5 separate regions of the Homo sapiens genome follow, and regions 2, 3, 4 and 5 are each linked to region 1. Evidence: chromatin loops called from intact Hi-C (ENCODE). Cell type or tissue: A673. All regions are shown on one strand. Links, peaks and the distances in the headings refer to the core of each region. The heading gives the core; the rest is flanking DNA. Region 1 has its middle 340 kb from the start of SYT4. Region 2 has its middle 400 kb from the start of LINC01478. Region 3 overlaps SLC14A2-AS1 (SLC14A2 antisense RNA 1). Region 4 has its middle 450 kb from the start of LINC01478. Region 5 overlaps LINC01478 (long intergenic non-protein coding RNA 1478).

Evidence for each region. Hi-C counts contacts between places; a loop is a spot of excess contacts. Peaks named below come from ENCODE experiments on the same cell type or tissue, not always from the same donor. Only the 100,000 strongest peaks of a DNase experiment are listed, where the experiment ranks them.
Region 2: it touches region 1 in a loop (2.6-fold over the local background); 7 of 110 quality-filtered maps call a loop at or near these places.
Region 3: it touches region 1 in a loop (18-fold over the local background); 39 of 110 quality-filtered maps call a loop at or near these places.
Region 4: a loop joins it to region 1, with 2.8 times the contacts of the local background. A loop is called at or near these places in 5 of 110 quality-filtered maps.
Region 5: it touches region 1 in a loop (6-fold over the local background); 18 of 110 quality-filtered maps call a loop at or near these places.

Annotation. Positions count from the first base shown.
Region 1 is chr18:43,617,452-43,623,493 of GRCh38, reverse strand. No RefSeq gene overlaps it. Among named protein-coding and RNA genes, the nearest start is that of SYT4, 340 kb to the right of the region's middle. In A673, for the core only: a CTCF peak has its summit at 2,370 (motif pointing left); DNase peaks (open chromatin) are centred at 1,253 and 2,333; H3K27ac peaks cover 354 bases.
Region 2 is chr18:44,126,910-44,132,951 of GRCh38, reverse strand. No RefSeq gene overlaps it. Among named protein-coding and RNA genes, the nearest start is that of LINC01478, 400 kb to the left of the region's middle. In A673, for the core only: a CTCF peak has its summit at 2,409 (motif pointing left); a DNase peak (open chromatin) is centred at 2,391.
Region 3 is chr18:45,381,168-45,387,209 of GRCh38, reverse strand. The region is part of intron 8 of SLC14A2-AS1 (SLC14A2 antisense RNA 1); the gene reads left to right. It also overlaps a transcript of SLC14A2 not described here. Among named protein-coding and RNA genes, the nearest start is that of SLC14A2-AS1, 120 kb to the left of the region's middle. RefSeq lists a silencer at 2,656-2,705. In A673, for the core only: CTCF peaks have their summits at 730 (motif pointing right), 2,408 and 2,610 (motif pointing right); DNase peaks (open chromatin) are centred at 739 and 2,619.
Region 4 is chr18:44,082,489-44,088,530 of GRCh38, reverse strand. No RefSeq gene overlaps it. Among named protein-coding and RNA genes, the nearest start is that of LINC01478, 450 kb to the left of the region's middle. In A673, for the core only: no CTCF peak of the experiment used is centred there; no DNase peak of the experiment used is centred there.
Region 5 is chr18:44,323,365-44,329,406 of GRCh38, reverse strand. It overlaps LINC01478 (long intergenic non-protein coding RNA 1478), which reads left to right. Exons shown (of 5, transcript NR_110792.1): 3 at 2,925-3,160; 4 at 3,979-4,255; 5 at 4,803-5,972. Among named protein-coding and RNA genes, the nearest start is that of LINC01478, 210 kb to the left of the region's middle. In A673, for the core only: a CTCF peak has its summit at 3,292 (motif pointing right); a DNase peak (open chromatin) is centred at 3,316.

The sequences.
Region 1 (6,042 bases), core at 307-5,306:
TTTGTCACTTGCTCTCAAAAGAATTCTAAGACATCACTCAAATATGATTGAGATATTTATTGCAATTCTGTCATCTTCCTAATGTCATTCTCTTATCTTTTCCTGTCATGTGATAACTAGAATGTCACTAATTTGAAAGGAATGTTTCCTAGATTTTCTATTTTTATAATAATAATAATAGTAATAAATAATAAAAGAACATTGGAAGCAATGAATTTCCCTCCGGGTACAAGTTTGGTTTACTTCACAGGTCCTGTCTTTATTTTTAATATTCCCTATCTAGAATGTATGAGTGCTTATTCTTGTTTTATTTAGATATTAAAGTTTTAATTCAACATAGACAGCATGACTTATAATTTTGTAAATGCTTATTATATTTTCCATGAATCAAAAATTATTAGTAGGCTGATGATCATAGGGTGATAGAGCTGTAGGGTGATGATTTTAGTATATATCCATTAAATATGTTGTGAACTTGCTACTATTGCCTTCTATTGATGAGGACAGTTTTTTGAGAAACTTTGATGCGATAGAATGTTAAGTGCTTATCATTACTTTCTTTAGAATATTTTCCTTTTATATTATATATAGTTATAGTATTTAGTTGTTTGGATGACAAAAATTTATTTTCTTTTCAAATTTCAATGAAGATACCTTATTTTATAATCAGAAAATGAAATATTACAAAGATAATCTATCTTTATTATCTTTATATGCTATTCATATAAATAGGCTGAATAACATCTTACTCGTTGTGTCCTACAATTTGCTTTGTCTGCCTGACATTTATTAGCTGTGTAGGTACAAGTGATTTAACCTCACTGGATCTCAATTTCCTCATCTGTAAGGCATGAATATTAATATGAACTTCATATGATCTGTTTAGGAGTACAAAATGAGGATGTTTCAGTCTGAAGATAAGGTCAATTCAAGAAATAGGAAAGCTTGAAATTTACAGGAATGTTTAATTTTCTGTCATTTTTCTATAGTTCTAAACACAATGCTTTCTCAACCACAAATGCCCAAAGATCAAGAGCGAGCAGAGCACATTATTTCATTGCTCCTGACACAGCTGGATAGGAAACATATCTAAAGTTAAGACCAATAAAATTTACATTCCTCGAACCCTTCATTCTCTAAAATTTGTTCCACCTTCCTGACTTTCAGAGTCACAACATCCTTGTCTGTTTGATGGGCTTAATAGCTCTCCGGGTAGGTTTCATGTGAAAGATTTAATCTTTGACAGACTCAAAGTGGGTGCTCAGTGAATTGTGGAAGTGGTTATGTCTTGCGGGCCAAGTGCATGTAGGGCATGAGGCTGTTGAATGTCTTGGGCAGAATATTGAGCATAACTCAGAAGCCTCTTTCTCTTTCTAGGTCTGTTCCAAACAGAGGTGTATGATCTTGGGGGATATTACTTAATACTTCCAATACTTTGTATCTTCCTCTAATACATTTTTATCAGAATTCTTTCCTGACCACCTCATCTGGTTTTATGAAGACCAAAGGGTACAATGGATGTGACTGAGCTTTGTACTTGCCTACTTTATACTCCATGGTATTGTACTTTGAACACTCCAAGTTTCTTAGCTTGGGAATTGAGACTTTTAATGGTCTGGTCTCCTCTTATTCTGACTAAATTTATTTTATATCCCACCTGAAATCTTTGCCCCAGTCATACTAAGTTACCTGAGATTCCCCTAAGTCACCATTTTTTGCAAAATGGGGTCCCCTGCAGGGAATATTCCCTCCTATGACCTCTCTCTCCCATCTCTCTGTTGGACTTACTGTTTTTGGAAACTTAGGCCCCAACCCTCATGTCATCTCATGCTGAAAAAATATTGAATTTTCCAAGGATGGACTGATATCATTTACCAAATTCTCTTGCCCTTAATTATCTTTGTATTTATTTGTATCTCTCAGAAGTATGTGAGTATGGTTTCCCAGAGTCTACCCTGGAATAAACTGCACAAACTTAAAATTGCATTAGCTTTGTTGAGTAGATAAAATAGCAAACCGTGTAGATACTCAAATATTATTTTAATGATTATAAATAATCATTTCAAATATAAATTTTGAGTAGGTGAGTGGGTAGAGTAAATAGTCTTCGTGGAGCAGGACAATGCAATAATAGATATTTTTTAAAAGTTTAAAAAATTTTTAATTACTGAAAACATATAAGGTGTCATCGGGTAAAAGAATCATATATGATAAGAATGATGTTTTGAGCTGGCAAACTTTTAAAGAAGCTCTTTATTTTCTAAAGCATTCCTTTGCAAAGGAGAAGGGTCAAAGATACCACGCCTCTGTTTCCTGACAATTGCTGGGGCTAGGAAAATCTTTCTTTTGACTCTACTGCCATCTGTTGTTCAAAGAAGTAATCACATTTCTATTATTTTTCAGTGTGACATTAGATCACCTCACCTGCACATCAAAAATGCTAACTTTTGGCCCTACCCCAAAATCTGTTGGGTATGGGCCTGTGGTCTTGCATTTTCAACAAGCTGTCCAGTAAGAAAGGAACATACTGGGCAAAGAACTTAATGTATGCATCCATCGTTAGTGTGTACAAGGCTCTGCACTAAGTAGGGGCTGAGTTTCCTATTATTTAAATGAAAGCACTATCACAGATTTATTCTTGACTCATTGATGCTAGTCTTTTGCTTTCTCTTGAGCCATCCCTACTAGCAGACCAATCCTCACTACCAAGCCCCAACTTGGGTGGAAAAGAATAAATTTTAAACCTCACATCACTTTTTGTTGTATTTTATTTTGTTTTTGCTGGGTTCATTCAAAGATGTATCTATCTCATTAATATGCTAATTTTACTTTTACTTATCCAAGTCTGTGGAAACCATGGGGTAGGAGAAAACCAGTGTTCATTTATTTTTCTCCCATCAATGTTTTCACTTCAAATACTTCTTTCTCTGTTTCTAACATTTTACCTTCATTAAAGACTCAGTCCTTTGAAATAAAGTTTCTGCTTCACCAAAATAAGCAAATAAGCATTGGAGTGGTGACATATTAAAGTTTTAAGTCATTAACATTTACTAGGCCAGGCGCGGTGGCTCACGCCTGTAATCCCAGCACTTTGGGAGGCTGAGGCGGGCGGATCACCTAAGGTCAGGAGTTCCAGACCAGCCTGGCCAACATGGTAAAACTCCGTCTCTACTAAACATAAAAAAAATTAGCCAGGTGTGGGGGCAGGTGCCTGTCATCCCAGCTACTCGCGAGGCTGAGGCAGGAGAATTGCTTGAACCTGGGAGGCGGAGGTTGCAGTGAGCCGAGATCGTGCCATTGCACTCCAGCCTGGGGGACAAGAGCGAGACTTCATCTCAAAAACAAACAAACAACAAACAAACATTTACCATGAAGTTTCTAAATGAACTTTTCTATACCTTGGTAAAGAGAGATTGGAGCACTAAGACCATGGAATTATAGGGTGGATAAATCTATGTTTGGAGGAAGGAGTGAGTAAAGACACATGGATACAGTTCAGGAAAGGCAATATTTCACTGTGTGTGTGAGGGAAGGACTGTGATATCTGGAGCAGCATTAAAATGTCAATCATCAGGAGCTAGAATGATATTTAAGAATGGTTAGAAAATAGGCATATGTCAATCTTTGCATTGTGTAGTTTTGTCCAAAGCTGGCTCTGAATATCACAAGGACATATTCTATGCCTTAACTTTAGGATGCTCCAAATTCTAAACCTGCTCATCATAATTCCGGTGATCTCATTAAAGCTCATGTTCATTCTCTATCCACAAATCTTAAAAAAATAGCTGTGATAATAAATAGCTATTATATCATTTTCTAGTCAATTATTAATGATATGTAGAAAATTAGAGAATTGTGCCTGTTGATAAGCATCCAATTCTGGTTGAACTCAATTTTTATCTGTATCAGAGAGAGCTGAGCTGATATAGCTAAAAATTGAGATATATGTGTGTGTGTGTGTGTGTGTGTGTGTATATATAAATATATATATATCAGCTATATATATAGTTGTTATAGCTAAAAATATAATTATTTATACTGTGAATTTATTATACTTTTCTATTTTACTGGTTATATATATTATATATCGCCTATGTATATATATCAGCTATGTGTATATATATATCAGTTATGTATATATATATCAGCTGTGTGTGTGTATATATATGGTCAGTTTATTCTCTTTGAAGGCAGACACACTTAACTTCTTGCATGAATATAGCTTTAACTATTTTATCACTATTTATCATGTTAGTATGCTACAAGTTTCTGGTAGAAAAGCTCTATCAAGCTAAGAGAGCATTATATGGAAAGATTATTGAATTTTATTAAATGACTTTTTTCAGCATAAACTAAAATGATGACGTTTGTCTTTTTAAATTGGTTAATATTTAAAAAATTATTTTATTATTGGCTTAGAATAAACTTACAATATTTTATTTTGAATTTATGTTATGTTTATAGGTGAGATTGGCCTTCTTTCTGTATATTTGTACATATAAATGTGTGTGATTGTGCATATAGAAATGCTTGTACCCTGATAATATTTTGTTTTGATGCTGATGCTACTGCAAACTGATAGGTTATGTTGTGAAATATTCTGTTTCATTATGTTTTGGAACAGTGTATTTAACATATCTGCATCATCTGTTTCTTAATTAGTATAATTTTTTCATCATACTTTCAGTGGCTGGTGTGTTTTCTAGAGTAGATCTTTGTTTATATTTCAAATTACTTCTTTTTTTTTGCTGTAGAAAATTTTATTTCTAAGGCTTTCAAAATAGATTCATGAGGTACAAAATGTTGCATTCCATTCTTTATAAAGTGATTTGATTTGACCATCCTCCCTGGTGAAATAGTCTATCTTTATCATTCTTGTGGGTCCCTGTTGGGTCTTGAGTAATCAAAGCTAGTTACAATGCCTTGGCTGGTGGTCCTCTCTGATCATTAGCCTTCTCCCCAAGCAGGCTGCATCTCATTGTGCATTTGTTCTTTTTCCATTGTGACTTTAGGTTTGAGGGTCGTTGTTGTTTTCTTTTATATATATATATATATATATATATATATATATATACACATATATATATACATTTTAATTATACTTTAAGTTCTAGGGTACATGTGCACAACATGCAGGTTTGTTACATATGTATACATGTGCCATGTTGGTGTGCTGCACCCATTAACTCATCATTTACATTAGGTATATCTCCTAATGCTGTCCCTCTCCCCTCCCCCAACCCCACAACAGTCCCCAGTGTGTGATGTTCCCCTTCCTGTGTCCAAGTGTTCTCATTGTTCAGTTCCCACCTATGAGTGAGAACATGTGGTGTTTGGTTTTACGTCCTTGTGATAGTTTGCTCAGAATGATGGTTTCCAGCTTCCCCTACAAAGGACGTGAACTCATCCTTTTTTATGGCTGCATGTTATTCCGTGGTGTATATGTGCCACATTTTCTTAATCCAGTCTATCATTTTTGGATATTTGGGTTGGTTCCAAGTCTTTGCTATTGTGAATAGTGCCACAATAAACATGTGTGTGCATATGTCTTTATAGCAGCATGATTTATAATCCTTTGGGTATATACCCAGTAATGGGATGGCTGGGTCAAATGGTATTTCTAGTTCTAGATCCCTGAGGAATCGCCACACTGTCGTCCACAATGGTTGAACTACTTTACAGTCTCACCAACAGTATAAAAGTGTTCTCTTTCTCCATATCCTCTCCAGCACCTGTTGTTTCCTGACTTTTTAATGATTGCCATTCTAACTGGTGTGAGATGGTATCTCACTGTGATTTTGATTTGCATTTCTCTGATGGCCAGTGATGATGAGCATTTTTTCATGTGTCTGTTGGCTGCATAAATGTCTTCTTTTGAGAAGTGTCTGTTCATATACTTTAGCCACTTGTTGATGGGATTGTTTGCTTTTTTCTTGTAAATTTGTTTATTTGTAGATTCTGGATATTAGCCCTTTGTCAGATGAGTAGATTGCAAATATTTTCTCCCATTCTGTAGGTTGCCTGTTCACTCTGATGGTAGTT
Region 2 (6,042 bases), core at 512-5,511, 510 kb before region 1:
ACTTTGTTTATGTGTATTTTACTATACAAATGTTTAAATTTTAAGTGTAGTAATATTTTTACTTTTTTTTTTTTTTTTTTCCTGCAGATGGAGTTTCGCTCTTGTTGCCCAGGCTGGAGTGCAATGGTGCGATCTCGGGTCACTGTAACCTCCACCTCCCGAGTTCAAGCAATTCTCCTGCCTCAGCCTCCCAAGTAGCTGGAATTACAGGCATGTGCCACCATGGCTGGCTAAGTTTTTTGTATTTAGTAGAGATGCGGTTTCACCATTTTAGTCAGGCTGGTCGCAAACTCCTGACCTCAGGTGATCCACCCCCATCGGCCTCCCAAAGTGCTGGGATTACAGGCGTGCACCACCGTGTCCAGCCTATTTTTACTTTTTATGGCTTCTGATTTCGTGTTTTAGAAAAACCTTTGTTTTGCAAGATTATAAAAAAATTCTAATTTTTTATTCTCATAACTTTAGAGTTTTAAATATATACACATTCATAATCTACTTGGGATGGCTCTTATGTCAATGTGAGAAAACAATCTAATTTAATTTTGACCTCTTTCCCTCCTTCATGTATCCAAATGAATAAAACCCCTTTTCCCCCACAGAGTGCATGAAGCACTATTATTACTACAGCAGTTTGGGAAATACTCTCCAAGCCTCCAGTAATTCATATTTGGGGCTCTGATCCATGAATATTCTTCATAAATGGCCATGTATCCATGAAAATAGTTCAGGTTTTTCATTCAGTTTTCTACAAATGTCTATTAAAACTCTGGGAAACATACATTTTAAAAACCAAAATCCATGGTTCAAACATACAATTATTCTATAACTGTCTCCACAAACTTGCCTCCCAGTGAAGACTATGGAAACTCCTCTTCCCCACCTAAATAGCCTTTAAATCTTGAGAGGTTTCTTTTCATTTAAGTTCACTTAAACAGAAACTTATTTAATCTCCACAGAAGTATTAATACTTTAAGTCAGGGTTTATTATACATTAAATAACTGAATAGAAGAAGGCTTTCATGTTCCCAGCAATAATTAGCAGAGTCAGTCTTTAACCACAAGCTATCTACCTGCTCCCCCATCTCTCTACCTGTCTGTGCTTATTTCACTGACCACACAGCTTGCATATCTGTAAAAATGTAGGTTCTTTGTGTTGATTGGTTCTGTGATTCTTAACTTTTGTCCAAGGTGAATGCAAATACTTTCAATCAATGTAATCAATGTTTACAGTCCATATTAACTAGTTTGGATTAGCAAGAATGATCATATATAACAATTGGAAATAAGAAACATTATATGTATGTATCATTTATATAGTCATAGATAAATATTCAGTTCCAACCACAGGTCCACAAGTTCCATGAAACTGCATATGTAAATTTCTTTCTGAATAACTTTTTAGTAACTGTAAAATTTTCCATTCCAGTATGCACAAAAATTGATTTATTTGAGTAGAGTTAGAGAAAAAGGAAACTAGTTGTGGTTAATAGGGAAGGAAGATAAAGCAAACGTCAAAAATAAAACTTTTACAAAAGCTTTGCCAAAGCTGAAGGAAGATGAGAAAAATAAATTTAGTTCTTAGACGAGTTCTCTGTGACTAGTTTTTGTGAGAAGAGAAATAATTGAACCAAATCAAAGGAAATAATAGAGGGAGCCTTGCAGGGCTGAAGTTAGGACTCACTGAGAACTTGAGGGACAAGAGTGAATTACTCTCCAGTCATAAAACAAAAAGCTGCTGAGGATAAGGCAAACAAACATGCCTCATATCTTCATCAGTAAGTGTTTATCTTCAATAAGTACAAAAAGTTATATGGACCTTTTTCAAATTGTAGGGAAATCATAAAAAGCTTCTAATGCATCAAGATATAATAGTTGGAAATGTATAGTACTCCACCCACTATTCTTTGTAAAAGATATTTAAAATTGTTGACCTTTTCTTACTTTATATATATTTTTATGTATTACTAAGCTGTTTTATTATTTTGCTGTTGGGAAGATTGATTTATTTACAAAGGTTTTCCGTAGGTTAACCATACATATTGTCTCTCTTAATCCTATTTTCCCCAGAAGACTTTAAATTCTTTAATGTCAAATTGTCTTGCCATGGTGGCTGTCAGAAATCTGACCCCTAGAGTTGGGGGGAGCCTCTTTCGAATCTAGTTCCAAGTGGTATCTTACGAGGGAATAGAGAAAAATGAGACTGGAAAAATAGGCTGGAGCAAGTCCATGTGCCAATTGTATCTTCTTACCCTTTAACATATAATTAGACCTGGCAGGCATATGGCAAATGCTTTTTCTGTGTACTTTATGCACACAATACTCAAAACCATTTCCAAATTTCTGGTCCCTCCTTTCTGGCCCACCAGTGGTCCGTGTTCTGTGAGTGTCCTGTGTAATTCTGACCCCTAGTGGCTGAGGAGGCTAGACCTAAGACACATTTCAATCAACATTTTTCGTAAGATGTCATGCACTAAACTGCTAACCTATTTAATTTTCTTTTTAATTTTTGCATCTAAATCTGACTTGAAGTCAGCTCCATCCCCCCACTGTTTCCTGATTCAGTGTACCTCTTAATCTATCTATCATGCAATAGACAACCATGAAATCCAAAGCTGCTTTTATTCCTGGTTGATAGGAATGGGATGTAAGGTTTAATGAGAGGGAGAATGGTATAGGTCTTATACCCAATCAAAAGGTCATCCTCCTTTATAGGAGACTGAAAATAAAAACTACACTATGAAACCAAAAGTCCAACTTGTGTCAGATATATTTCCCAAGATTTTCCAATTTGAGCTCAGGGAAAACTATTATTTTCACTGGATCAATTCATGGTAATTACACTTTGTATCTAGAAACCTTCTGTCAAAATCCAAATATTTCACAGGGTTGCATTAATATCTAATACCAAGTAAGTACCTAATAACACTAATAACACCTTAAGATAGTTGATGGAGTAGATTAAAATGATTAAGCCAGAGACTGGAAAAAAATGCACATAGACTGGGTCATTTTGAAAGCAGGATACTGACAATGGTATAATCTGGACTATGAAGTAAAATAGCATGCCTAACACTAAGATGTCATTGTGGATGGTAACTGTATGTTCACACACAGAAAAATGTGTATTGCCTTCCATCTTTACAGGCTTTTGTGGTGAGGAAAGCAGGGATTGTCACCCCATTTTGCGGTTACATAAAATAAGGCACAGATAGGCTATTCATCTTATCTAAAGTTACAGTGCTAGTTTATGGAAGAGTTTAAAATTAAGTGCATGTTTTTTTATCATAAAAGGAACTTTTTTTTTTTATTCACACTAGACATATGGGAGGACCACTTCTGCGAGGTCCTTTGGTAAGTCACCTTATTCTAAGAGGACATACGGCAGTTGAGAGAGTAGGAAAAGGGGCAGAAGACAGAACAGTAAAATGAGGAAGCATGACATGAATTTAATTATGTCATCATTTTTCTAATAGAGAGCCAACTAGATCACACAGAACTAAAAAGCAAATGTGGCATTTTCTGGGAGAACTGAGACTGTGAGTGTTACCAGTTAATAAAATAGGGTTCAGGAGTGGAATTTGAGTCTCTGGTTGGACTTTATCATTATCAATATATTTTTGAGTCCTTCATTATTTTAGGCACTGTGATAGATAATAAAATTATGATAAAATTGATAATAATATTTTATTGAGCACTTAGTATCTGTTTCAAATAATTTATGCCATGTAACCTCATGGTAAACCTGGGAGGTATGTATTATTATTAAATTCTTTAATGTCAAATTTTCCTGCCACAGACAATTTGGCATTAAAGAACTTAATTAAAGACATTAATTTACATTTTTACTTATGGAAAGTTAATCTTTAAGTTTCTTTCCATAAGTAAAAAGACTGAGGCTTGTAAATGTCAACTAAGTTGTCCAAAGTCTTAACCTTATACACAGCAATCACTCTAACCTCCATATCCCTTGGGCTTAACTGTAAAGACAAATGCATGAATAAGACAGGCAACTCCTGCCTCCTTCTAGGAGCTTTTAGGGCACACACATGAAGTACAAACTTGTCCAAGTACCCTTGCAAAATATTCAGAAATAAAGTAAATGCAAGATAAAAATAAAGACCCAGAGTAAAGTTAGCTTGAATTTCAATGTGTAATAAAATTAGACCATTAACAATCAAATTATATAAAAGGAGCTATTTCATGTCAAGTAAATCACTAAGTCAAATTATTTTTGGTTAGTTTTTTAAAGGAACGGGTGCAGAGAGACTATTTAAGAGTTTTTTTTTAAATCATCCATATGAGATATGTGGAGGATTTCCTTATCCTGTGACTTTCTCACTCAGATGTATGCTTGCATGGAAAAGTCACTGGGGCAGGAAATTATCTGCCTATGACTACTCTAGTGGGTGGGGCATGGAAAGAGATTTTCATCATGATCCCTTTATGTAAAAGGAGAAGGAGGAGCAATTGAGGACCATTTAAAGAAAAGAAGAAGGAAATTTTAAAAATAAAACAAGAAGAGAAGAATCTACTGTGATTATTTTTCATTAGTTTAAGTGACTGGATATGGGGACTATTAAACAAACAAACAAAATAGAATGTAAATTAATCAGCTATTTCTAACTCATGCTGATTGAATATTAAACTTTCACTCAGGGTTCTATCAAGGCTTCAGCATCTGAGAGTGAAATCATATAGGATTTTCTATCCTTGAGCAGGACACAGCACCAGTTTGACATCCTGGTCTTCATGAAAGTTCCTGGTTTCTTTATGCTTTTTAATTTGGCAATATTAACTGTTTTCTAAATTAGGTGTATCTTACCTCTAATAAGATTAGAGCGTTAGGAAACTCTTGGATGCCATTTACAGATTTATAATAATGTAACCCCTCAATGGAGTGGTTCCTAAGCAGTTCTGAAAGTCAAAGATGCAATCAAAATTAGATATTTAAATTAATTTAACATCTTGAACTTCATATTCATGATTCATGTTGAATATGTTTCTTAATTACTTGGAGCCTTCATCTCCTCATTTGTTAACTAGAATGAGTTGCTTCAGCAGGGTCTTTGTGAAGAATAAATGAAATACACATGTGAAAAATACATAGTGACCCAATACTAGTAAACTGGTGTCTATTATGTGTGCTTCCTTTCATCTACTTTGCAGGATCCTAAGCTATGAAGTACTGTTGGCCTCATGCTGAAAATCTGCTGACTGATACTGGTTATTTGTGTTTGTCTGTTTGTTGCTATTGCATACAGGCTTTTTTATAATTTTATTGACATCCACGTTGCTACTGGTTTTTCATTTCCCCACATTTCTTATTTGTGTATATGTCCATTCAGTCTTTCTTTTCTGTTTGATTAGCCACTTCTAATCTTCTGAAGGTCAGAGAAACAAGTCATAACCTTGTTAGAACTGCTTTTGAAATAATGAGTCCTAAACTTTAAAAGGAGGTTTGCGTGCATCTGTGGACTTTAGTGGGTGGGCTCTGGGGCACCTATTTTGGTCACCAATGATTTTAGCTAATTTTTTTTTTTTCTTTTGAGACAGAGTCTCGCTCTGCCACCCAGGCTGGAGTGTGGTGGCGTGATCTTGGCTCAATGCAAGCTCCATCTCCTGGGTTCACGCCATTCTCCTGCCTCGGCCTCCCGAGTATCTGGGACTGCAGGCGCCCGCCACCAGGCCCGGCTAATTTTTTATATTTTTAGTGGAGACGGGGTTTCACCATGTTAGCCAGGATGGTCTTGATCTCCTGACCTCGTGATCCGCCCACCTAGGCCTCCCAAAGTGCTGGGATTACAGGCGTGAGCCACCGCACCCGGCTAATGTTAGCTAATTTTTATCAGACTTCTTTCTTGTGCCATAGCTGTGCTAGAAAAGTTTTATTTTATTTTTTTACTTTTCTTTACACATTTCTAGAGGGCAGAAACTACGTCTTGTAAATCTTTGTTTCCCCAGTGCCAAGCAAAGTTGTTACATAAAAGGCATTTCATAAACATTCTCAAATACATAATGACTGAAAGTTTAAACTCTAGAATA
Region 3 (6,042 bases), core at 328-5,327, 1.8 Mb before region 1:
AAGACAGAAAAAAGAGATGGCCATACATGGTTGTAACATACAGAAGTTGTAAGGGAGATACAGCAAAATTCTTATGGAGAGAGATTTCCACAATGAGTAGAATATCTGTGAGGGCCCAATGGAAGTAGTAGCAACTGGGCTGAGCCCAGTTTAGAGAAAAAGAGTAACTCAGAAAAGAATACTCCAGAAACAGTTTAAGCCAAGGTCTAGAGGGAGATAAAGTTAATATTCACAGAGTGTCATAGTGAGTAATTCAGACTGAATCACAATTATTCTAATAATAACAAGCTGCCATTTACTGCCTGTGCTCACCATGTGCCTGGTTATGTGCTAAGTGGTTTACACAAATCATCAACATCATCTTCACAACAGCCCTGGGAGGTAGATACTATCAGCATCTCAATTCTACAGTTGAGGAAACTGAGTCTTTTGGAGGTTAATCAACAGTTTGAGGTCCCACAGCCAGTTGGCACTACTGCAGAGGCTCAAATTCCGGCCTGGCCCCAAAGTCTATGCTCTCAACCATGATGTTCTTCTAATTCTGAAAGCAGGGAACTTAGCAGCTGTTGAGTGGAGGAGGAGTCTGCGCTATGTGTTAGCAGGACTCAGTTAATCTGCTAATGCTGGTCTGCCCACAGCCATGGGGCAGGAAGCAAATCTTTTCGGGATGGTACCCAGCCAGGTAGCCATAGTGGAGAACAGAGAGAATCCAGGTACAGAGGGAATGCTTGGGTCCATTAGGGGGCGCCGTGTGCCTTCAGACTACAAGCTTATGGCTGGCTTTGGTTTTGCAAGACCCTCCTGCGGTCTTTGAGTTCTAGAAGATACTGCAGAAATCAGAGTTCCAGCTCCCAAAAAGCCACAAAAACTGAGTTCTTGTACTGGCCTGGCCTTCCCTATCTATGGGTTTTAGAAATGAAATTTCCATGAGACATTTGACCCTTCAGTTTGGGTTTTAAAGCCAGCCAGAAGTAGATTCCAGGTGCAATTTTTGAACCAACTCCAGCTAGACAGATGTAGCTTCTCATCTGGGACTCCTCACTTACCCCAGAATAACTCACCACCATCACTTTCACCTCCATAACTTGGCTTATGCTCTTCTCTCTGCTGATTTGAATCATCCTTGTTCGTCAAACATAGCCCTCGTCTCTGAACCCCACAGCATCTCTTATTTCTGGCCCAAACAACCTTCAAATAGACCCTAAGCTCCTGTGGGCAGTCATTGTGTTTTCTGCTTCACCCACACCCACAGTCCTTAACCCTACCCTGGGGACATGGTGGGGGCTCAGTGAAAGCTTCAGCTGCTTCAAGCCCACTTTATTTCCATCTTTTCTGATGCTATCAACTGACTTAGGTTCTTTCTCTTACTTTTCTATATAACCCCTGGAATACCCTAACATCTGTATTGCCTCATCTGATCCCCTATTCTTTCAAACCGTGTACTTTGAAGGTTTTCAAGTCAGTCCTAATCAATGTCAGTCCAATTTAAATAATACAATAATAATTTTATAGCTGAGACATCTTGAGCAAGTCACTTACACCTCAGTTCTTTCATTTGCAGAATAGGAAGATAGTGGTGGCAACCATGTACTATAATGGGAGAATTAATGAGATATAAAATATTCAGCACCTGACATATATTGAATATTATACGGGTCTTACTAATCTCCTACTCTCCCTCTATTGTGTTTTCAATCCTCTCTAGAAACAACCTGGTTTCTCCTCACTTACTAAATCCATCTCCTCTCTCCTCTGCTCAGTTCTACTTTCTGCTGATTTGAATCCCGTGTCTCAGACCCTGGGAAGAAGGGCTGAGATGTGTTTCTTAGGAAGATTTTGACCCAGAGGGAAACACCTTGCTGTGGAGCTTGCAGCAGCCCAACTCCCTTAGTGTGGGGTCCTGTGATTCCTGCACACTCGAAAGCGTTATCAACCTGCAGGGAATTTGGTAGTGCTAATCAAACATTTGCTGCACGCCACCTGGAAGTGGTGTGTACTTTAAGATAATGTCTGGCTTCGGATTGGATGCTGGTGATTAGAGCAGTAAATCAGCCCCACTTCGCGGTTGCAGGTTTTCTTGGCCCACTTAGTGCATTGGAGCAGATTTCAGTGTGCAGATGTTTTTCAGCTTCCCTTTTCATCTCTGAGGAGGACAATTACAATATCCTGATGTTCTCCCGACATCCAACTATCCCATTTTGTTTCTGCGTTTTAGCTCATCGATGATAAAAGGCAGGAGAAGCTTAAAAGCTCCCTGTTCATCTTTACTTGAAGGTGCCATCATGCTGGAAAGCTGTGTATGGTTTGCAGCTGAGTGGGACCTTGGTTAAGGTCTCACTGAAGTCATAGAGGAACTTTCACATAATTGACAGCAATTGGCTATTTGGATTTACACTCACTTCCCATCTCCCCACAACAATCACACATACACATACCCTCCTGGGTCCTCAGTTTTTTTGTGGCTTTCCACTTGCAACATGAGATGCAAGACAGGTCACCACTGTGGGGGCAATGCGAGGGCAGCCCCTGGACAGCTGGGGGTTGTCGGGGGGAGAGGCACTGAATACCTTTTGGTTGGGGGCGGGGGTAGTTGGCTACATACCATCCAGCAGAGGGCAGCAGTGCCTAACATTAGATCATAAATCCCTTCCTTTACTCAGATTCAGGCTAAGGCAGGTTGGGGGTGACTCAGGGGTGTCCCCTGCAGCCCTAAGAAATTGAGAAATATTTCCCTTATGAGGTGGGTGGGCTTATTCCTACTGAGAAACAAAGAAAATCTTAGAGCCAGGAAGCTCTTTAGGGAGCAAAGTTCTGACCTTTTCATTTTACAGCAAGAGAATTTGTTCATGGATTCCCAGACTGGTCCAGGGAGGGTGCTTTCCACAATGCCATGCTGCTATTCACTTTGAAGGTGAAATCACCAACTGCGGGAGGTGAGCCCAGTTCATAGTAACCAGAGGAGAGGGTCTGTGTGGCCCCCTCACTTGTTCTCACTCCTCCTTTTAATGCAGTGGGTTAGGTCCTAGTGGTTTAAGAGAAAGCACAAAGACTTCTAGTCCTAGCTCTCTCATTTTCACACATATGCCATTTACCTCCAATCTCTATTTTCCTGTGTAGTGCCTATGCTAGCATGTCTTGCATCTAAAAGCAACTCTTTTCCCCTCTGCCCAACCCAGGGACCTTCCTTGACTCTCTAAACTTGTTCATTTTCTGGGGATTTATCCTTGATATTGGTCTTTCTCTTCAAATCCATCCTGAAAATGAATTTCAGATTAACCTCACTCATCCTTCTCACCTCACATCACTGTCAGGGGCTTCTTGGGGGTGCAGGGAAGAGAAAGGAGGGAACCAATGCATTCAGAAGTGGAGGAAATAAAGAAGCCCAGGCAAGCAGAGCCCAGGGCAGCCATGCAAGGTTATTTTTCAGATTGCTCTCCTAGCACATGCCACTGGGATGGTGGTTTAGAAACTGACACATGGAACAACTTGGGGCAAGATTAAGCCTGGGTGGCAGGTCTAATTGGATCCAGAGCATCATGAGGATATGAACACCTGGAGGCCTGTGAGGGGAACCCCAGGAGACAAGGGAGAAGTAGAGAAGGGAAGGGAGGGGAGAGCCTAACACATGTAAATATTGCCTACATGAAAATGTTGAGGGCTATCAGAAAACCTGTAGACAAGACTTTGTACTGGTGAGTGGTTGCTCTGGGTAATCTCTAAGACCATCTAAACAGCCTCTGGGATTCTATGGGCTGAGTGGGTTACTCTGGATAATCTCTAAGACCATCTAAACTCAGCCTTTGGGATTCTATGAGCTTGGTGGAATTCTGAAATGCCTTAGGCTGAAGGAGATTCCATAGGGTCACTAAGTTTCCCACCTGGAGCTGAGCTGTTTTAGTATACAGTAGGCCAGTTGCTTCCATTTTCTGCGCATCACTGAATAGAATCTCCCTGGTGCTTCTGGGAGCTGAATGGGATTATGGGAAAAGCACTGTATTTGAATCAGGAGACCTAGGTCTTGGTCCTGCTTTTCTCGCTAACCCATTCTGTGATCTTGGGAAAGTCATTTTTCTTCTCTGGTTTTTAGTTTGCTTTTCTGTCAAATATAACAGTTGAAATACCTCAGGGCAGGCAAATGTGCAGCACAAATGAAGCCAAGCAGTCTGTTCCCATAGCACATATTGCTGTTAGATGGCAACATTCTTTCCCACTGAACAACACTTAGAATCCTTCTCAACACTGCATTGGAGACAACCAATATCAACCAAATAGAGCTTTTCTTCGAGATTAAAACTACTTACTATTGTTGGACTAGATAATTTTAAACTTGACTTGCAGTTCTAAAGTAAACTCTTCCTCTCCCATATACTGCCCATGAATGGCATGGTCATAGAAAAAAGGGATATCTACAGCTGTTTTCAAAAGAGCTACGTGAAGTAAAAAAGAGACATCTGAAGACATTGGTGTCAATTAGAAGTATTTAGCAAGTGCCTACCAAGTGTCTAGAAGTTTTCTAAGTTCTTTATAGAGAGATTCAGCCTAAGATACAGCTATTTCAGGGACTAATAACAATAGCCTTAAACTCACTTTGATTCATAAGGGCATAGAATTCTTTTCTATAATTCAGGATAGGAAATCCCTTATTCTCCAGGTAACAAAAGTGGGGTGGAGAAAGTTAAGTACTACAGAAGAGTCAGAGAGACATAACCTGGTGGCTAAATGTATTGCAGACCAAGTCATGGAGACTAATGCTAACATACAGGCCTATTTTGCATGAAGTCTTCCCCTATATTTTCAAACAGAATAAAATCCCATTGTCCTTGACCCCCATTATACTGCTCAATAGATTCTGCCATGTACTAACTTTCTGTAAAAGTCTAAGCTCTGTGAAACTAGAGCTTATATTAAGTTCCTCCCTATATGTATTCCCAACATCTAGCACAAGTATTTGTATGGTAAACACACCTGATAGCAATAACTTAAGCATACTCTGAGAATGACCCTATATGGCAGATGCACTGAATGTGTGTATTCAGAGTTCAGAGCTAGAGAATCTGGGAGTGGCCAACCATAAATCCATCCCTTGTCTATGAGTATCATCTGAGCCCCTGGCCTATCCTGTAGAACACAATTGTACAGGAGATTGAGGCCCTGAATATTGGGTTGAATGAAGGTTGCCAGGTAGAAGCTGTTAGGGGGAGGGTGCTAAGCGGAAATGTTATATAAACTGCATGTTTTTTGCAAGCAGTTGTAGTTTTTCAGCCCAGCCCATTGTCCCTGGGTGGTGCAGTTCTCCTGTCCAGCCTGCTACCACTGGACTGCATGTAAAATGGTTCTCCTGTCCAGCCCGCTGCCACTGGACTCTCGCTCCTGCCTGTATGTCCCCCACAAAACCCCATGTCTCATTTGCAGGCTGTGGATCTCTTATTTGGCCTCTCAAACCTGGTGCCACTCACCACCCTGTTCCCCTGCCCCCCAACCCCCGGAGTTGAAGGAGGTTTGGTACAACAAAAAAGTGTTATTCCCAAATGTTACTTGAATTAAGATACAAATTTTGTTCCCAGTCAGTCTATTCCTATGAGGAGCTTATAGTCCATATAATTGGATCAACAAAAACTATGCCCAAGACATCAGCAGAAGAAAGAAAGAAAATATGGACTTAAGTGTAAAAGTCCTCAACTGGCTGAGGTCAGGATCTAGAAGCAAAGGAACTGTGTCAAACCCAGTCCTGTGTCTTTGTGGTTTATGCAGTTTGGGGTGACTGTGGTGAAAAGACCACAGAAAATAAGTTCAAGAGGTCGTCCCTTCTCTGATCCTTAATTTGCTCAACTATAAAATAAGAGGTTTGGTCAAAGATATGTTTGTTTTCCAAATCTAATATCCCATGATGTTTTAATTCAGAGTCTGTAATTATTTATTAACCAAATATAAGCCAGTCATCACTATCAGACTGCATTGTGTGAGATGGTGGATTCAGACTTGCCAGATTCTGCCCTACCAGAGAGCTCAGCTCTAGCTGGTCAGGGAGATAATTCACTAACA
Region 4 (6,042 bases), core at 487-5,486, 460 kb before region 1:
ACTAATGCATAGCATCATCTAGACTAGAATCTGAGGCTCTGACACACAGTCGTGACTCTTGCTTGTATGTTCTGTTTTCAGGGTCATATTTCTCCTGCCCATAGCCACCTGTGATCTGAATTACTGCCCTGGGGTTTGAACACAGCAAGCACATGATCTCTTATACAAGGACTCTGTTTGTCTATGACTTTTCAGACCCCTCTCTTCATCTACAATTTTCTTGCTTCTGTCCATCACAGCTGGAAGCAACCACATCTAACCGCTTGATGAAATCTGAACATATGAAGTGATTTCTTTTTTACAAGAGCAGACCATTATAAACAATTTAGACTTTGGGTTGGGAAGAAGAGAATACTGGGCTGTGACAAATTTAATCTCTTTTCAAATCTTCAGGTCAGGGCAAAGTCAAAGAGTTAGAAATGAAGATAGAAAAAATTCTCTCAATAATGTGGTTTCAAGGCTGCAGGGAAAGTCCTTCTCTCCACAAATGCACCTCATCACATGCATATAATCTTTTTAGCAGGGGACAAGACCCTTCCTTTTGCAAGAAAGAAAAATGACATTTTCAATCTCCCTGGGGAAGTAACACTGTGGCCAAGTGCAACATTGGCAATAATAAAAGCTAAGACCTCTATATGGTGTATTATGTATCCGATACTCTTTTAAGTACTTTACATTTATTATCACTCCTACTTATCTCAACACATCTCTGAAGTAGGTTGCATTATTATCCCCATCTTACAGATGAGAAGACAAGTAGAGAGAATAAAATGACTTGCCTAGCATCATGCAGGTAGTCAGTGCTTAAGCAGACATTCAAATCTAAGTAGTTTGGCTTTTGAAGTTTTATGATTTTTTGTTTAAACTTAAACACTACCTCTCAGCAACAGGATAAAGAAAAGGAAACATGACTCTTATCCTCGGGAAAATTGTGCTCTAAAGGAGAAAAAGGCATTTACAACAGGATGTAATGATTATGGTGGGCAGAAGGGGCTAAGTAAGCTGTGCGGTGGGTCACAGGCTTTCTGACAAGAATATTTAGATGAGGGGGTTTCAACTGATAATCAGATGCCTTGAGAGGAGATGATAAATTAAACGAGGTTTAGTGGTAGACATAGGGAGAATGAATTGTTAAGTGATAGGGCTGGCTAGAATAACATCTGTCTCCAAGATATTGCCAAGTGTCAGTTCCTTCTTTCTAAATTCATTTTTTAAATAGACATGATTTTAGAGCATTTTTAGAGCTTAGCATTTAGAGCTTATTTTTTTTTTAACAGCAAAATTAGGCAGAAAGTACAGGAAGTGTCTGTTTACCCATTCCTCAACTTCCCCTACCTACTTCCCACACCAGAGTAGAACATTTATTATAATTGATGAACACATCGTTATAACCCAAAGTCTATAGTTTATATTAGGCTTCACTATCAGTGCTGTACAATATCTGTCCTTTGATAAATGTAAGCTGACATGTATCCACCATTATAGTATCATACAGAATAGCCTCACTGCCCCCTAAATCCTCTGTGCTCCACCTGTTCATTCCTTCCCGAATTCCCTATCCGCAGGCAACCACTCATCTTTTTACCGTTTCCATTGTGCTTTTTTCAGAATGTCATATAGTTGGAGTCACAGACCATGTAACCTTTCCGGATTGGCTCCTTTTATTTAGTAATATGCATTGAAATTTCTTTTCTTTTTTTTTTTGATGGTTTAATAGCACTAAATAATATTCTTATTATTTTTAGCACTAAATAATATTCCATTGCCTGGATGTACCAAAGTTTATTTATTCATTCGACTACAAAAAGATATCTTAGTTGCTTTCAATTATGAATAAAGCAGCCCTACACATCCATGTATAGGGTCTTGTCTGGATATAAGTATTCAACACATTTGGGTAAATACCAAGAAGTTTGGTCGTTGGATCAAATGCTGAAAGTAAGTTTAGTTTTATAAGAAATTATCCCACTATTTTTCAAAGTAGCTGCACCATTTTGCAATTCCACCAGCAATAAATAGTTTCCTGTTATTCTACATCTGCATCAGCATTTGGTATTTTGTTTTGTATTTTGGCCATTCAAATAGGTATGTATCTTAGTTTGCATTTGACTTAATTTGACTTAATTTGCATTTCCTTAATGATGTATAATGTTGAACATCTTTTTATATGTTTATTATCTATCTTCTTTTGTGATGCATCTGTAATGTCTTTTTTATATATTTTAATTGTGTTCTTTTATTATTGTTGACTCGTAAGAGTTATTTGAATAACTGGATAAGAGTTCTTTGCTAAATATATATTTTACAAATATCTCCTTCCATTCTGTAGTTTTTCTTTTCATTGACTTAACAAGGTCTTTTATAAAGCAGAAATTGTAAATTTTAGTGAATTTCAGTTTATCAATTCTTTCTTTAATGGATCAAGCCTTTGGTGTTGCATCAAAAAAGCAATCACAAAGCCCAATAATTTCTTGATTTTCTCCTATGTTTCTCCTAGAAGTTGAAAGAGTTCTCCTTCTAGGAGTTTTGTAGATTTGCATTTGTCATTTAGGTGTAGGATATATTTTGAGTTAAACTTTGTGAAGTTCATAAGCTCTGTGTCTAGATTCATTTTTTTGCATATTAATGTCTAATTGTTCCAGGACCACTCATTTAAGAGACTGTCTTTTCTTTATTGTGCTGCCTTTGCTCTTTTGTTACAGATCAGTTGATTATATTTGTATGGGTCCATTTTAGGGCTCTTTATTCTGTTTGATTGATATATTTATCTATTCTTTTACCAATACTAGACTGGCTTAATTACTGTAGCTTTATTCTAAGTTTGGAAGTTGGGTAGTGTCAGTCCCCCAGCTTTGTTCTTCCCTTTCAATATTGTTTTGACTACTCTGGGTATCTGCCTTTCCACATAAACTTTAGAATCAATTTGCTGATTATCCACAGAACTACTTATTGGGATTTTATTCAAATTGATATGAACCCATAGATCAAGTTCAAAATAATTGAAATCTTGATCACGTTGAGTCTTCCTACTACTCATGAACATGGAATGTTCTTCACTTATTTAGTTCTTTCTAAATTTATTTCATCACATGTTTTTCTCATATATCTTGTACATATTTTGTTACACTTATAATTAAGTATTTCATTTTTGGGGTTCCAATTTAAATAGTGTTGTGATTCTAATTTCAGATTCCAGTTGTTCACTGCTGTGTACAGGGAAGCTACTGACTTTTCTGTATTGACATCATATCTTGCAATATTTCTAAAATCATTTATTGAGAATTTCTTTGATGTTGTTGATTCATTAGGATTTTCTACATAGGTGATTGGTTATGTAATCTGCAAACAAAGACAGTTGTTTTTTTCTTTTCTTTTTTTTTTTTTTTTTTTTTTTTTGTTGAGACAAATTCTCACTCTGTTGCCCAGGCTTGAATGCAGTGGTACAATCTCAGCTCACTGCAACCTCCACCTCCCGGGTTCAAGTGATTCTTCCGTCTCAGTCTCCCAAGTAGCTGGGCTTACAGGTGCGAGCCACCGTGCCTGGCCTAAAGACAGTTTTAATTACTACTTCCCAACCTGTATACTTTTTATTTCATTTTCTTGTCTTACTTCATTGAATAGGACTACCGGTAGCATGTTGGAAAGGAGAGATGAGAGGGAACATCCTTGTCCTGTTTTGAATCTTAATTTCTGAACTTAACTTCTAATTTCTCACCATTAATTATTATGTAAGCTGTAGGTTTTATTATAAATGCCATTTCCAAATTAAGAGAGTTTCCCTCTATTTTAGTTTGCTTAGAGTTTTTATCACAAATGAGAGTTGGATTTTGTCAAATGCTTCTACTCTATTAATATAATCTTGTAATTTTTTTCTTTAGCTTCTTGATGTGATAGATTAATTGATTTTTTAATGTTGAACCAGCATTCCATACCTAGGTTAAATTACATTATTGTGGCATATAATGGTTATACATTGCTGGACTTGCTTTGCTAATATTTTGTTGAATATTTTGGCATCTATGTTTATGAGAGACATTGCTATGTCATTTTCTTTTCTTGTAATGTCTTTTTCTGGTTTTGGTATTAGGTTAATGCTGGCCATATAGAATTAGTAGAATGTATTTCTTTTGCTTCTGTATTCTAAAGGAAATTGTCGAGAATTGGTATCATTTTTGCTTTAAATATTTGGTAGAATTTACCAGTGAACTCATTTGAGCCTTTTGCTATCTCTTTTGGAACGTTATTAATTATTGAATATTTCTCTAGGAGATACAGGCCTATTCATATTATTTCTTCTTGTGTGAATTTTAGATCAGTTCACAAAATTTGTTCATTTATCTAAGTTATCAAATTTGTGTGTGTAAGTTCTTTATAGTATTTCTTTATTATTTTTTAGTGTCCATGGGATCTATAGTAATGTCCTTTTATTTCTAGTATTAGTAATCTCTGTCTTCTATTTTTTTTAGTTAGCCTGGCTAGAATCTTATAAATTGTATTGATTGTTTCAAAGAATCAGCTTTTGGTTTTATTGATTTTCTCTTTTCTTTTGCTATCTTCTCTTTCATCGATTACTGCTCTAGATTTTATTATTTTCTTCTGCTTACTTTGGATTTAATTTGCTCTTTTTTGTTTTTTCTAGTTACCTACGATGGAAACTTAGCTGATTTATTTTTATATTTCTCTTTTTAAATATATGCATGCATTCAGTGTATAAATTTATCCTAAGTATTGCTCTCACTATATCCCATGAATGTTGATAAGTTGTGTTTTCATTTTCCTTTAGTTTATAATTTTTCAAAATTTATTTTCAGATTTCTTCTTTTACCCATGTGTTATTTAGAAAATTTATGTTTAATCTCTAAGTATATTACAGTTTTTTAACCATCTTTCTGTTATTAATCTTTAGTTTAATTTCATTGTGGCTTGAGAGCAGATATTGTATAATTTACATTAAAAAAAACTTGTTGAAGTGTGTTTTATGGCCCCAAATATGGTTCATCTTGGTGAGAATTCCAAAACCTGTCTTTTAATTGGCATATTGAAACCATTGACATTTAAAGTAATTATTGACATAGTTTAATTGAAAAGCTATTGTGAGTGTGAGGAGAATGTTAATTTTGCTGTTGTTGGATAAAGTCATTTATAGGTCTCAATTTTATCCAGTTCATTGATGGTGCTGTTAAGTTCTAGTAGGTACTTACTAATTTGCTGCCTCCTGGCTATATCTATTAGTGGTAGAGGAGTGTTCAAGTCTCTGACTGTATTAAGAGATTCATCTGTTTCTCCTTGCATTTCTATCAGTTATTTTGCTCATGTATTTTGAGACTCTGTTGTAAGGAAAATACACATCAAGAGTCCTTGTGTTTCTTTGGAGAATTAATCCCTTTATAATTTTGTAGTATTCCAGTTTTGCCCCAATAATTTTTCTTGAAGTTTGTTCTGTCTACAATTAATATAATCATTTCAGCTTTTTTATTAATGTCAGCATGCTATTTCTATTCCTGTCCCTTAACCTTTAATGTATTTGTTTGTTTATTTAAAGTGGATTTATTCTAAGCAGCTTATAGTTGGATTGTATTTTGACCCACTATGATAATCCCTGCCTGCTCATTGGTGTACTAAGACCATTGATATTTAAATTGATTATTCAAATAATAGGATTAATGTCTACCATATTTGTTACTGTTTTCTGGTCATTGCCCTTGTCCTTCTTATTTTTGTCTTCCACTCTTTTTCTGCTTTTTGTAGTTTTCATTGAGCATTTTATATAATTCTACTTTCTCTCCTTTTTTAGCATTTTGATTATAATTTTAAAAATGTTTTTAGTGGTTACCCTAGAGTTTTTAATATACATTTAATTTAAAAATAGTCTAAGTCTACTTTCAAATAACACTACACTGCTTCACAGGTAGTTCAAGTACCTTATGAAAATAAAATATTTCTAATTCTTCCATCCCATTTCTTGTGTCATTACTGTCATTTTATTTATATACTTATATATACTTTCATTGCACTTATATCTTTTTAAAAAATTTTAATTTT
Region 5 (6,042 bases), core at 347-5,346, 710 kb before region 1:
ATCCTTTACCCCATTTCTTGTTTTTGTCAGGTTTATCAAAGATCAGAGGTTGTAGATATGCGGCATTATTTCTGAGGGCTCTGTTCTGTTCCATTGGTCTATATCTCTGTTTTGGTACCAGTACCATGCATGCACATTTCAATCATGGTAAATTACTGAGGTTTGAATCTGGCTTGATGTAAAGATGTGAACTCCTTGGTTGCAGAAACTGCATTTATTTTTCAATACTATGGACTTGTTTACCCAGTAGTCAGTGGAATACCTGGCACATGGTTAAGTAAATACATGTTGAATAAATAATTTTCTTTTGAAAGAAAGTTGATTAATGTAAGAGTTTAATGTATCACTGCCTCCAGAATGGGACAGGCTTTGATTCATTCACCAACAGGGTGGGACATAAACAGAAGTATAGCTATATTCATATTAAAAGGCATCACTCTAATGTTATGGCCATGTTCATTGACTGTTTCCATTCTACCCCCATCCAACTCCCAGAAAAAAGAAACAAAAGAACAGATCAGCTTGGATTCTATTACAGTGCTGATGGTAACAGCATCTGTGTAACCTACCTAATAGGTTGGTGCAAAAGTAATTGTGATTTTGCCATTTTAATGGCAAATTTTAAAAACTGCAATTACTTTTGCACCAACATAATAGTATGCCAGAACTTTTCTTCATGTTTGCTGAGTTTGCTTTCCCTTGAGCTTGTAACAAGTATTGTTTTCTGCAACATTTTATTAGAACTTGATTTCACATGGACTGTGGACAGATACATCCATACTTATTTCAATCAGCTTATAAACTATTATTTTTTAAAATAAAGACATAGACCTAGATTCATATTCTTTCATTTTCATTTGGGGCACTAACTATTATAATATCCCTTTTGAGTATATCAAGTAATTTTAAAGCTTTACTTCCATGTACTAATATATTTTTAAAAATCTCTTTAAGTAGTATCTATTGCCCTTAGGGCCATTTAATGTCAAATTTTAATTTTTTGATAATCATTCTCTTATGTAATTTTTGAGATAGAAGCTGTGATATTATTTGGGGAGCTGGGAGCAATTTGGGGCTTGTTATAGGCATTTTTCCTCAATAAATTATTGAAAGGAGACTAAGGAAAAAATTATGATTATTATAAAATAGCTGATTACATGATAATAAACAAGGAAGTCATCTGGTTATCTTTGTTTTTCCTTCAGACAGTGCTTCAGATTTCTATAGATACAAACATCTAGGTGATTGTATGAAATTGTCACCATTTCCAAAATATTTTCTCAAAAATATATGATGCAGGTTCAATCAAGCCTATGATGATAGGCTTCATTTGTGTGGGTGTGATTAGGGAGGGAGAAAATATCAAAGTACAAAGTAGAACATTTCTGAATAGAGCTACACATGCTTCGATTAGAAAAATCCCAAGATTTTTGTACCATCTTCACATTCCCAATAATTCCGTTTCTACAGACTCCTGTAAAAGGAAGAAATTGGTTGGCATCTCTGCAAGCCCCTCCTAGCCAGAGCAGTCAAGAAAATGCCATACAATGTGTCCCCTTGTTTATTCTACTCAACATGTGCAGATCTTTGTATTTTTGTCTTTTATTAACTTGGCTTTTTGATAATATGGTCATGCACCACAAAACAATGTTTTGTTAAATGATAGACCTCATAGATGACAACAGTGGCCCTATAAGATTGTAATAGAGCTGAAAAAGTTCTATTGCCTAGTGACATCATAGCATAATTACTTTATTTTAAAAATAAATTTAGTGTAGCCTCGATGTACAGTGTTTATAAAGTCTATATTAGTCTCCAATAATATCCAGGGCTTCACATTCACTCACCTCTCCCTCATTGACTCATCCAGATCAACGTCCAGTCCTGCAAGCTCCATTTATGGTAAGTGTCCTATCCAGTTGTGCCATTTAAACATTGTTTTGACCATATCTTTGTCCTACCTTTCCTGTTTAGTTACACAAATATTTATCATTGTGTTATAATTACCTACAATATTTAGTACAGTAACATGCTGTATAGGTTTGTAGCTTAGGAGCAATAGACCACACCCTCTAGGTTTCTGTAAATATCCTCCATGATGTTTGTGAAATAATAAAATTCTGTAAAAATGCATTTCTCAGAATGTATGCTATCATTAAGCAACATGTGACTGTATATGGTAACGGGACACACTTATAAATAAAAGAGATAAAATGGTTAAAATCTTGAGTAGCCTTTCAGAACAAACTGCTGAGAGAAAAATACATTGTGCATTGTGTGTTTGTAAATTTCCAAAGGAAATATATCACGAGGACAAATTGATAGAAGTGATCAAAGTTTTTTGAAAGCGTAACTGGATTGGTGTATAAAGGAATATGTATGATTTGAATTAATTATTTAACGAAATGGATACATGTGAAAAAGACGACGGCTTTTTTTTTTTTTTGCCTTTCTCTGAAGGACAACTGTTGCAGATGCTCTTAGATTTTACATACAACATGGAAAAACTTAAATCATCTTTAATTCTTGGGTGCAATATTTACAAACAGTAATAGCTCATATTTATATCACTCAAAGGTTTGCAAACCTTTTTTCTACATAGTTATTACCTTTATCCATATTGGTATATGGTGGGCAGATGAGAATTTGTCTTTTTTTACTTAAGGGAAATTAGCTCTGAGAGATTAAATAGTTAATGGGGCAATATAGGAACCTGGCCCCCTGAGCCCCTGTGCAAGGGTTTGCCTCCTATTCACCACACATCTTTTGGGCTCTGGGAGCGAATGCTTCTTATGGCACCATCTTGAGCAAATAATTTCAGTTTTTCTGTTTTTTTTTTTTCTTCATTGCCCCCATATCAGATGGATGATGTTGCAAGAATTCTTGGAGATTTACACATAATTTCTGTGTTTTCTGTTTTGCAGAAGAAAGAGACATTATACAAATGCAAGCTGTTGTCACAACAATGATAAGAAATCAGGAGTCGAAAGATGTGGAGTAAGGGGGAATTTCAGAGAAACCACAAAACACAAAATAGGAAACAGAGACAGGAGAAGATTGCTATGACAAAATTGCAGAAGGTGAAATCTTTGGCAGCCTCTTATTTCTCTGGAGAATATGATATTGTCAGGCTGAGGTGGAAGAATCACATGGTCATACTGTAAGTGCTATGGTTCCAAGTGGTAATGTTATTGATCAATTTTCAACCTGAGATTTGTAATGATAATCCCCACAAGTTGCTTGAGATCCTTAACAGTGAGGTTTTTAGTGAGTTTAACCAACTGTCAGTGCTTGAAAACTCGCCTACAGGGGGCAGCACAAATACAAGTAAACTTAGGGGTAAAGCATGAAATGCATCCAGATTCACAATTGTTTCAGGATCTGCTTGCAACTGAAGCACTGTCTGCACAAGATTCGGCTGAGGGAATATATATAAAACAGAATGTTCCTGTATGATGTTAGTTTTAAAGGTAGATTTTTGGCAGTGGGAGGGTTAGCATTAACATTCATAATGTCACCTGTTATATATGTGTTATTTTTACATTTTAATATTTTAGAATACAGAAATGAATATGCTAATATCATTTTGAAGAGACAATGCCCGTATATATATCACTTGGAATTGTTAGAAATTGGTTGAGAATAAAACATGATCCCTTCTTATGAACTTGGAATTGTTAGAAATTGGATAAAAATTAGAGATGATCCCTTCTTATGACTTCAGCCTAGGAGTACATTGTAGAAAGCCAGGACCAAATCTGACACACTGAAACTTTGATTCCTGATTTTCAAAAAAGAAAAAATACTAGGTGAGGTAAACTGGCTTAACAAGAAGTTATGAATCCAGAACCTGGATGTCAGATATAGATGATCTAGGCTGAGGTGCCTATTCTCTGCCCTTTGCCCTATCCTAAAACTGTATGGATGGAAATGAGCCCACCTTTTGCTCTGAACTGGTGCATTCCTTCCTCACTGCAGGTTGAAGAGGTCTTGAAACATTGGGCTTTCCTCTACAAGCGGAAGGATAGCACTGGCAGCCATCCACTGGCCCAGCAATATCCTGGATTGAGACGATATCATTTGCATTACTTGCTGAATGAAACATAGTGAAAATGACTGCAGATAACCTCAACTAAGTCCAAGATATCATTTTCAAATCTGGACCAGCCCTTGCCATCTAGACTGAACAGAGATTCCAGTTTCCAGGAGAGTAGATGGAGTAATGATAAAAGCACCTCCCAAAACTTTTGCCTTGGTAGGTTTTAGATTCAGGAGATATCCGGGTTTCCATTCCCTTCAGATTTTCAATGACAGTGACTTCCAGTTCCCCACAAATTTCCCTTGATTTCCTGACCATAGAGCCACATATTCATGTTCTTTCCATCCATATATTAATACATGGGTATAAGTCAAGGTATAGGACTTCAAGCACTTTGCATGGATGCCCAGTCCATCTCACTGACTGTGTATTCTCAAAGCTTACCACTGGGCCTTAAGCCCTTTATTGAATGTAAAGCATTCAATAAAGAGTTTAAGGGCTCTTTTCTTTATTTCTGCCACATCCAGAATGCTTGGTTTAGTTAGGATCTGAAGAGGAATTGTATTTAAACATCTCATTTAGACCCTTCTAAGGAAAATACCAAGAAAAGAAGGTTGTGATCTTTTTCTTGGTAGTTTCATAATAGAAAGTCTTAAGAACAGTTACAGTTGTTGAAATCCACCCTGTCTCTGATTCATTGAATTGGAGATAGCTATCCAACTACTAGTTGTCCTTTCTCACTAACTCTCTTAATTATTTCTAGGTACTACAGAGTGGCACATAACTAAACATTATCAAGGAATTTTACAGCCCTAGGCCTTCTATTACTGTGTATTACAGTCTGCTGTAATCATTCTAATGGTCTAAGATGTTGCAAGTAATTTACTCACGGCCTGAACACCAGAAGTGCCAAAATTGCCTGGGAGTTTTATTCTGCATCCAACCAGTACCAGGAAGGAGGATGTATTACTTCTCGTTTCTCTACAAGTGTCAGTGCAAATCCAGCCATCAAACAAAACTTAGACCTAAAAGCTTTTAGATTACAGCGATTATTGCAGATTTTACATGAGATAAAAATGTAATTGCTCCATTTCCTTTATTCTTTCTTTCATTTTCTTCCCTCTCACTGTATATTTTAGATTGTCCTGCTTGACTGCCAGGTCAGACCCAGCACACAAAGATATCTGTCATAAGACTGGGGAGCTGCAGTGTTCTTTTTCATAAGAAATGAAATGCTTGAAATTTCTCTTCCAAATGAATCACAAAACTTCCATGGTCATTTTCATTTTAAATTATTTTATGTCTATGTAAACTCATGCATTGCCTATAACGGAATAATATTCCCAGCCATGTGGATAGTGACAGAGAATGAGCTGAAGGCAGCAATACTTCACAGGCAAAGTGGTACATGCATTTTTTTTTCATCTTGCTTTTTTCCTTTTCCATATTCACTCATCCTTTTAAATTCTTTGAATCTACTTTTTCCTCCCTCGCTCCCTTCCTATCCTCCATCTCTATCTTTGTCATTTATTAATTCTTTTTCTTCTTTTTCTCCAGACTTGGATATTTCTCTATCCTCTCATCATTCTCTTTCATACACATTCTCTGACTTGTAGGTCCTAAGATTCTCATATTCTAAAATTAACCCTCTGCTTAACAGGGTATGTTTATAAACCATTGGACTGAGGAGGAATTGCCCAAGTTATCAAAGACATCCTATCAGGAATGTCAGCCTTTTACTCTCATTCATGCTCAGAGAAACAGTGCTGCAGGGATTATAGCCTGGAATATGGCAGAACCAGATTTTAAATTTGTTTGCCCTTTGCCTCCTAATATCCATTTTCCCCTAAGTTTAACTGGGCATATTTCCCAGTTTGCCTTGCAAATGTGTTGCCATATGACTGCACTTTGTCTAATAAAATGAAACTGAGTATGTTTTGTGTAGTTTCTGGGAAGAGTCCTTAAATAGAGAAGGAACTCTGTTCTTATTATCTACCTTATGT